Regions from separate parts of the Homo sapiens genome. Here all the other regions are linked to region 1. Evidence: chromatin contacts called from ENCODE Hi-C data. All regions are on one chromosome and are shown on one strand. Each heading gives the region's core, a stretch centred on a gene start or an enhancer-like site at or near the end of the contact. The rest is flanking DNA. Distances are from core to core; before and after follow the strand shown. Region 1 holds the start of MBD2 (methyl-CpG binding domain protein 2). Region 2 has its middle 35 kb from the start of ATP8B1. Region 3 has its middle 44 kb from the start of MEX3C.

Region 1 (2,993 bases), core at 287-2,786:
TAAGTCCACGGATGTCAATTGCCATAGGCACTTTCTTGAGCTTACTGGGTCACACAAACTGAAGACATCAGCAGCATGACCACGGGATTGCAAGATTACACTAAGGTGAAAAACCTTGAATCATTTAAAACAGGATGTCTCAACCTCAGCACAGGTGACAATTTGGGCCAGATCATTCTTTGTTGTGGCAGCTTTCCTTTGTATTATCGAATATGTAGCAGCATCTCTGGCCTCTACCCACTAGATGCCAGTATCACACCCTCCCCAGGTGTGAGAACCGAAAATGTCTCCAGACATTGACAAATGTTCCCTGGGGAGCAAATTTTGGTCTAGGAGTCTAAAAACTTAGTACAGTGTGTCAGTTTCAAAAGAGTATATTCTGCAATACCAAGAAGTTCCAAAAAAACTTCAGGCATTCCAAATAGCTGCTTTATACAAAACTTTCTTGGATGAAGTAAATGAAACCTTGTTACTGTAGATAGCTCATTCTTCCACATGTGCATGCTTAACACTTGTGATGATGAATCTGGGACAGGCTGGGACAGGAGCCAACAGTGACTGGGTTTTATAGTTTCGATGAATTACACCTCCTTTTAACCCTTCAGTGGACTAACCATCCCTGCCAGGCTAACCCTTTCTTCGCAAACCATCTTCCCCGACGCCTTCCACATAAGATGCCCTCCTGCGGGCCCTCACCTTTTGACACTGCCTCCCACCGCACTGGGGTCAACTCTCACCCAAGGGTTCCGCCACCTTCCACCACCAAACCAGCCTGTCCCTGCCACATGCCCCCCGGGCCCCAGCGCTCATCCTCTGCCCAGGCCCGCTCTTGACCCCTGACCCCGGCCTGACCCCGCCACCCCCTCCCCGCCCCCAGGGAGGTACCTGAAGTAGTAGACATCGCTCTTGCCAGCACTTAGCCCAGATTTTCGGATCACTTCCTCCTTCTTCCATCCGGGGGGGAGGGCCGGGCAATCCATCCTCTTCCCGCTCTCCGTGGCCCGGGGTCCCCTGGGCCCCGGCCCCGCGCTCCCCGACGGGAAAGGGACCGGCTCCCGCCGGGGGGCGCCGCCGCCACCGCTGCCGCCGCCGCCGCAGCCGCCGCCGTCGCCGCCAAGGCCGCTGCCGCCACTCGGGGGACGGCCGCGGCCCCGGCCCCGGCCCCGTCCCCGTCCCCGGCCACGGCCCCGGCCCCGGCCACGGCCACAGACGCCGCCGCCCCGGCCCGCCTGCTTCCACCGCCCCCGGCCACGGCCGCCGCCCCGAGCGCCTTCCCTGCGCACGCCGCTCACCGGGGACGGGGCGAGCGCGCTGCCCTGGCCCCCCTGCTCTATGGCGGAGTCGCCGCCAGCGCCGCTGCCGCCCGCCGCACTCTCCCCCTCCTCCTGCTCCGGGCAGCAGCGGCCTCCCCCCGGGTGCGCGCGCATCCAGCCCCCTCCCCAGCCGGCGCTGCGCTTCTTCCGTAACCGAGCCCTTGGAATCCCGGAGACCCGCCCCGCCCGCAGCGCGGCGCGCGGGGGACGCGCGCAAGCATCATAGAGCGGGCGCGCACAGAGCGGCCCTCCTGCCCGGGGCGTGGCCCCGGCCACCGCCTCTTAGGTCCTCCAAGCGCTATGGGCGGCCATCTTGTCTCCGCCTTCTCGGGGCCACGCCCCCTCCCGCGCTTTTCCGGCCCCCACTGGGCGCGCGGAGCTGGGAAGGTTGGTCGGGCTAGCCACCAGCTGGGGGTGTCATAGTGACTGTGGTTAGTTTGTTTCAAACGGGGTAACCTCCACCATTATGTGATTTTACCTATGTTTGCTTCCCAATTAATGAATAACAAGCAAAATAGATCTTATATTACATACCAACTCGGCTATTCATTTAAGGGGGTGATAGCCCCTTTTCCCGCCCCTCTGCACAAAGCTTGCAGGGGAGCTTATAATGAAGGAATGAAGCAAAGTGTCCCATTCGCTGAATACCAGTTCCCTCCTGAGCCTGGCTTCAGAGCCATTGACAGATTCTCCTGGAACCTTGTAAGGATGTAGGAAAGGAAATGATAACTTGGAATATGCCCATGAGTCAGATGGGGCTTACCTCTAGATTCTCCTTAGAATGACCAGAATCCCTAAATCCATCTAGAAATTTCCAGATGTCTTTGTCTAATACAAAAATCAGTGGCCTTTTATTTGGTAAATATTCCATTATGTTGAAAGTCCAGCCTAACTTACTGTCACAAGCCTTTAGGAAACTGTGTGGTATTCTTTTCGGTCTGCCAACTTGAATTTTAGAAATGCATATTTTCTATAAGTTGTCGAACACTTATAGAAGTGTGCTATTGATATTCAAGATAATATATTATGAAATATTTGGAAGATTGAAAAATGTAAAGCACATGTTATCAGCCTGATGATAAGCTATCTTGGGTTTCTATACTCATATGCCCTAAAAACTGAGGACCAAGTTTAACGTATAGAAAAAGTTGATTAATATAAAGCAACAAAAATCTAAAATTAATTTGGTTTATCTTTGCAGTATATGCAAACATTAACTCATACACACAAACTTGTCTGTCTCTAAACCTGACCTTAGTCTTCTTTTAATGTCCTTTAGTTGAAAGACACTAATTTGTGGTTTCCTACAAGAAATTTAGAAATGTGAATGTAAAAAATCATCAAGAAATGAGTTCTGAGGAGATCAGTACTGGAGACATTCATTTAGAAGTCATCTGTGGGCCGGGCGCGGTGGCTCACGCCTGTAATCCCAACACTTTGGGAGGCAGAGGCGGGCAGATCACCTGAGGTCAGGAGTTCAAGACCAGCCTGGCTAACACGATGAAACTCCGTCTCTACTAAAAATGCAGAAAATTGGCTGGGCGTGGTGGCGGGCGCCCGTAGTCCCAGCTGCTCCGGAGGCTGAGGCAGGAGAATGGCGTGAACCCGGGAGGCGGAGCTTGCAGTGAACTGGATCACGCCACTGCACTCCAGCCTGGCAGACAGAGCGAGACTCTGTCT
Region 2 (2,993 bases), core at 137-2,636, 3.6 Mb after region 1:
ATATCACTCTCTCCTTCCCTCAGACTGCAGTTTACATCATCAGCTCCCCTGGTTCTCAGGCCTTTGGACTCAGATTGAATGATACCCCTGGCTTTCCCCAGCTGCCAGCTTGCAGATGGCAGATGGTGGGACTTCTCGGCCTCCACAATCACATAAGCCAATTCCTTATGATAACTCTCCTTCTCTTTCTCTCCTCTCCCCTCTCTATTTTGAGCTGATTATTTTGGGAAACTGCAACCACAGGAGAAGCTCTGAAAACAGAGTGGAAGTTACCTTATCATCCACATTACCCCAGGAGGACAGGATGACTCTAAGTCACTGGAGACAGTTATCCTTTATTGATGGAGAAGGCACTGACTTAAATCTCCATAACAAATCTTACTCTTATTTGCCAGTTTTTCCTGAGCATAATCAACTTTCCCTACACCCTTCTTTTTGTTTCAGCAGACATGGCATTTAAGTGTGAGTTCAAAGCCACCTCTTTGAAATTTACCAATTTCTCTGGGTATCTCCCTGTATACTACACGAGGTATACATGTTAATAATCTTCTGTTTATTTGTCTCTTTTTAATCTGTTTTTTGTTACAGTGGCCCATCCCAACTAAGAATTATGAAAGATTGAGAGAAAATTATCTATTTCCCTACATTTATAGTAATGTAAATAGCATAGCCACTCTGGAAAATATCAGTTTCTTAAAAAGCTAAACACTTGGCCAGGCACAGTGGCTCACATCTGTAATCCTAACACCTTGGGAGGCCAAGGCGGGCAGATCACCTGAGGTCAGGGGTTTGAGACCAGGCTGGCCAACATGTCAAAACCCCGTCACTACTAAAAAATACAAAAATTAGCTGGGAGTGATGGCAGGCGCCAATAATCCCAGCCATTCAGGAGGCTGAGGCAGGAGAATGGCTTGAACCTCGGAGGCGGAGGTTGCAGGGGGCAAAGATCGCGTCACTGCACTTCAGCCTGGGCGGCAGAGCAAGACTCTGTCTCAAAAAAAAAAAAAAAAAAAATAGGCCAGGCACAGTGGCTCAAGCCTGTAATCCCAGCACTTTGGGAGGCCGAGGTGGGCAGATCACGAGGTCAGGAGATCGAGACCATCCTGGCTAACACGGTGAAACCCCCTCTCTACTAAAAATACAAAAAATCAGCCGGGCGCAGTGGCAGGCGCCTATAGTCCCAGCTACTTGGGAGGCTGAGGCAGGAGAATGGCATGAACCCGGGAGGCGGAGCTTGCAGTGAGCCGAGATTGCGCCACTGCACTCCAGCCTAGGCGACAGAGCGAGACTCCGTCTCAAAAGAAAAAAAAAAATTCTGATCCCCGAATGCTCAGGGAGACTGATTTGAGTAATAATGAAACTCTGGTCTCCCACACAGACAGCTCTGCATGAATGACTCTTTCTCTGTAGAAATTCCCCTATCTTGATAAAACAGCTCTGTCTAGGCAGTGAGCAGGGTGAACCCGCTGGGCAGTTACAGCATGAGGCAGCCTTGTAGTGATGGCACAGTTGTGTATCTCGATTGTGTTGGTGGTTACAGGAAGCTACACTCGTAATAAGATTGTATAGAAGTACACACGTGTGTGCTTATAAAAACAATGAAATCTGAATCAGCTCTGTGGAGCATTTCAATGTCAATTTCCTGATTTTGATTTTGTACTGTAATTATTCAAGATGTTACCACCACTGAAGGAGGCTAGGTATAGGGTACACTGGGCCTCCCTGTACACTTTCTTTGAACCTTCTGGTGACTCTATCATTATTTCAAAATGAAAAGTCAAAAAAGAAATTGTAGTTGGGCTCTCAAGCTTAGCGTGTGGTCAGTGGGGAACCACACGGGTTCAACATGCGCATCGAGAAGTGTTATTTCTGTTCGGGGCCCATCTACCCTGGCTATGACATGTTGTTCATCCACAACGATTGCAAAGTGTTCGGATTTTGTAAATCTAAATGTCATAAACACTTTAAAAAGAAGTGCAATCCTCGCAAAGTTAGGCGGACCAAACCATTCCAGAAAGCAGCTGGTAAAGAGCTTACAGTAGATAATTCATTTGAATTTGACAAACATAGAAATGAACTTATCAAATACCAGCGAGAGCTATGGAATAAAACTATTGATGCAATGAAGAGAGTTGAAGAGATCAAACAGAAACACCAAGCTAAATTTATAATGAACAGATTGAAGAAAAATAAAGAGCTACAGAAAGTTCAGGATATCAAAGAAGTCAAGCAAAGCATCCATCTTACCCAAGCCCGTCTTGCAGGCAAAGGGAAGGAGTTGGAAGAGAAAATGGTACAGCAGTTACAACAGGATGTGGACATGAAGATGCTTCTTAAACATTTCTGTAACCATTTATTTTATGGACATTTGAAAATGCCCTTTGGAGACTTGGAACTGCTAAATTATTAGTTTATTTTTTACATAAGTTCATTTAAATGAAAAGTGATTAAAATATATCTCTCCTACACTGCCATCTACAAAACACAAGATATTACGGATGTTAGATTGCATCTCAGTATTAAATCTTCACTGATATGTGTACTTATGTAAATCACGAAAATTCTACTTATAACTGTAGAAGTGAATTGTGGACGTAAAATGGTTATGTCATCTGGATAATGGACTAGACAGCATTTGTATAATCACTAATGGCAAAAAATCATGGCTAGTGATGTATAAAATAAAATATTCTTTGCAGTAAAATATTCACTTTATTAATGTTATAGAAGGGGGGAGACAACAAGGAACTAACAATTTGTATGACGGTGTCAAATATTTTGATTTTAGTATTTCCTGTTTTGGTTTATTTGCATCTTAGAAGAGCATAATGACATTGTTTGATGAAGCCTAATTATGCTGGACTGTTTCAACTTGGTTTAACCTTTCTGATAGGTAGTTGTGGATGTTTGGGATGAGAACTGAATAATCTTTGCCTGGAGTGACACTACACTCTAGAATTTCCACTTTGGAGAATACTCAGTTCTAACTTCTG
Region 3 (2,993 bases), core at 236-2,735, 3.1 Mb before region 1:
ATTCTAGCTATCTGATTCAAACATGAGAGTAATGGTTTTTACATCGGAGTCAGGTACAAACCTCTGTTACACAAAGGAAACCAGAAATCGTATGATTCCCTAGGGATGACTGAAATTATTTTGTTTATCATATTACTTAAATAAGTACGAACATAATTTTTTATTTTTATTTTTTGAGAAGGTGTCTTGCTTTGTCGCCCAGGCTGGAGTGCAGTGGCGCGATCTCGGCTCACCGCAAACTGCGCCTCCTGGGTTCACGCCATTCTCCTGCCTCAGCCTCCCCAGTAGCTGGGATTACAGGCATGCACCCCAATGCCTGGCTAATTGTTTATATTTTTAGTAGAGACGGTGTTTCACCGTATTAGCCAGGATGGTCTCGATTTCCTGACCTCGTGATCCGCCCGCCTTGGCCTCCCAAAGTGCTGGGATTACAGGTGTGAGCCACCGCACCCAGCCATAAAATTATTTAACTTCTATATATTTTAATGGCTCTTAAGTAATTCTAAAACCAAAATCAGTGTACAAAGAAAACACCAAAAGTTCCTGAAAAACCACCCGAACTTGTTAGCACATTAATGTGACTTGCTATGTTGTTTTTCTGAACTCAAACACCATGAATGCTGCACTCAGTGATACCCAGGCTGTGTGGTCTGATGATGGGGCTCTTCCAAATCTTGCCTCTATTGGAAAAATTGCAACATTTCACTATACAGAACACTATTGTGGCGTTTACAAATGAAATCCTCTGCTCCGTCCTATAAAATTACTACTATTTGGCTCTGAGATCTCTAGACATACTTAGTTGTGAGAGTTGTGAGATGATCATCTGATGTCAGATGTGTTTACATTAATTTTTAAGACTTTAATTCAAATGAAAACTAAAAGTCTTGTAGAGAGGACCTACTGAATGTGTCTGGTATGAGTCTCAGGGTGTTTGGAAACTCCAGATCTAAAATTCTTGGATTTGAGACCCTGGTATTTCACTTAAGAAGCTCTTTACCTGCCTCTCCCTAGGCCTGGGTTTGACTCCAGCCACTCCCAATGCCCTGTGGGGCTGAGGTCCCCCAGACAGGCGCTGGGGACCTGGCTTGTTTTTGTTTTGCTTCTCCTGGGCAAGGCAGGTGCACACTACATGCTCAGTGCGAACTGAAACACAAAGTGCTGGGTGGCCGCTCAGCGGACGGTACTCCCTGCTCCCCTGTGGCTCCTCAACTCAGTCTGTGAAGGGTCCCCATGCCCCCAGGCCAGGGCTGGCCGAGGGGGGCTGGCCTGCTACCCAACTGATCCTGGTGGGGGGACCAGCTGCTCACCATGCCTCCACCAGAGGAAAAAATAGCAGTTCAGTCTTTGGAAAAAACTAGCGACTCACACGACCAGAATAGCAACTGAAGACGCTCTAAAAAACAGAAACACCTGCTTCAGAATTATGGCAGGAAATGAGATTTCAGAAATGCCACAAGAAGCTGGTGTCGCAGCTGCCCCTACCTCGTATTCCCCCAGCCTTCGCCCGCCAGCTGGGGCTGCCCACAGGGAAAGCCCCTTGGCCCACTGCCTGTGGTAGCCGCTGGATAGGGCCTGGCATGTGGGGTCAGGGCCCAGTGCCGCCTGCCTGGGGCTGTCTAGCAGCTGCCCCTGCCATGCTGGCTGCGGGCGAGACTCCACACTCCTGTGTCTGAGCCTCTTGAGTGGTAACAGAAACTCAGGGTGGACTAGTCACGGAGGAAAGGGGGATATGTGGTCTCCTGCGAGCCCCCTGGACTGAGCCTTCCTTAGGCAAACTGTGCAGCTGTTGGCTGAGCCTCTGGATTGATGAAATCTCTTGAGGGACTCCACAGGGCTTTCAAGGGAAGTGGAGGGGTGATGTGTTCAGTCTGGAGCAGGGGTCTCCAAAGTGGAGTACATACATCCCAGAGGGCTTAAGGAAAGAAAAATAATAGTGCATCTACTCAGATTAACATTTTGCTTCCAACATGAAAGAAAAAGCTGTGCAATGTTAGTAATTTTGAACGTTGAGGGACTCACGTGCCTTAGACGGCTGTGTAGGAGGAGTACTTTGTGGGAGGAAGAGCGGGGATTTCATCAAATTGCAACTTACATAGTGCCCACCAAAGGGAATTTAGATATTCTATTATCTATTTTTAAGTCAACTAAGGCTCCCAAAAAGGATAAGTGGCTTTAAAACAATGTTGAAAAGAAATCTTGGACTGAAGATAACACTAATATGAAATCATACCACGCAGCCCCCACATGGCAGAGCTGACCCTCCCTCCTCTGCCCCCAGCCACGTTATGAAATGAAAACAGCAGCACTTTCCTCAGACCTTGAAGAGTTGGCTGAAATTGCAATCATCCAGAAGACTATTTGAAATACGGCTTTACATCCATAATCATTCTGGTTGGATGTTGTCTGAAGTGCGTATTGTGCCAAGAGAGGGTAATAAGACATTTAAAATATTTTTAATTTCACCTTTATCTCATCCTTTTTACTCTTCTTTTTTGGATGTTAAAAAATAATAGCATGATAGTGCAATGTCACACGGAAGTATGCAGAAGTAATTTATAAAATTAAATAATCAGAATGTTTGGGTACATGAACAACTTTTTGTCCTGTGGTCAGGGCAGGCAATACAAAAACTCAGGGACCCCTGATCCAGCCAAGTGGATCTCAGGCCCACCCACAAAGTTTCTGATCCATTGGGCCTGGAATGGAACAGAGAATTTGCCTTTCTTTTTTTTTTTTTTCTTTCTTTCCAGTTAACCATTATTTCCTTCATTTTGTTTTCATTATAGCACGTTTGCTTATTTTACAGCAAGCAGAAAATAAGCTGGGTCTTGTTTTGATCCAAACATTGATGTTTTAAAAGCTGTACACAATATTTCCTAAAAAGAATACATAAAAGTACCTTTTTAGAAGCTTCTATAAGAAAGAAAATACGAAGTTTAACCCCACAATTTTCCTCTTTGCTACAAGTTCAAACTATTGCTACAGTTTTA

What was found. A loop is a pair of places that touch in the nucleus more often than their neighbours do. Pooled maps may share reads with other maps.
Region 2: a loop to region 1 is called in a pooled map, with 5 times the contacts of the local background. The contact joins the enhancer-like site here to the promoter of MBD2 in region 1. A Hi-C loop is called at or near these places in 2 of 37 single-sample maps with no recorded cell type and 2 of 50 pooled maps.
Region 3: a pooled map shows a loop between it and region 1 (6-fold over the local background). The contact joins the enhancer-like site here to the promoter of MBD2 in region 1. A Hi-C loop is called at or near these places in 5 of 50 pooled maps.

Annotation. Positions count from the first base shown.
Region 1 is chr18:54,223,133-54,226,125 of GRCh38, forward strand. MBD2 (methyl-CpG binding domain protein 2) reads right to left here and starts at 1,537. Exons shown (of 7, transcript NM_003927.5): 1 at 886-1,537. The coding sequence starts at 1,427. RefSeq lists a silencer at 1,238-1,627 and enhancers at 2,378-2,920, 2,921-2,993.
Region 2 is chr18:57,836,630-57,839,622 of GRCh38, forward strand. It overlaps the pseudogene RSL24D1P11. Among named protein-coding and RNA genes, the nearest start is that of ATP8B1, 35 kb to the left of the region's middle. Within about 2 kb of position 1,387, at least 3 of the 41 ENCODE cell types and tissues checked have a DNase peak (open chromatin) inside an H3K27ac peak, as active enhancers do.
Region 3 is chr18:51,152,611-51,155,603 of GRCh38, forward strand. No RefSeq gene overlaps it. Among named protein-coding and RNA genes, the nearest start is that of MEX3C, 44 kb to the right of the region's middle. RefSeq lists an enhancer at 1,596-1,725. Within about 2 kb of position 1,486, at least 9 of the 41 ENCODE cell types and tissues checked have a DNase peak (open chromatin) inside an H3K27ac peak, as active enhancers do.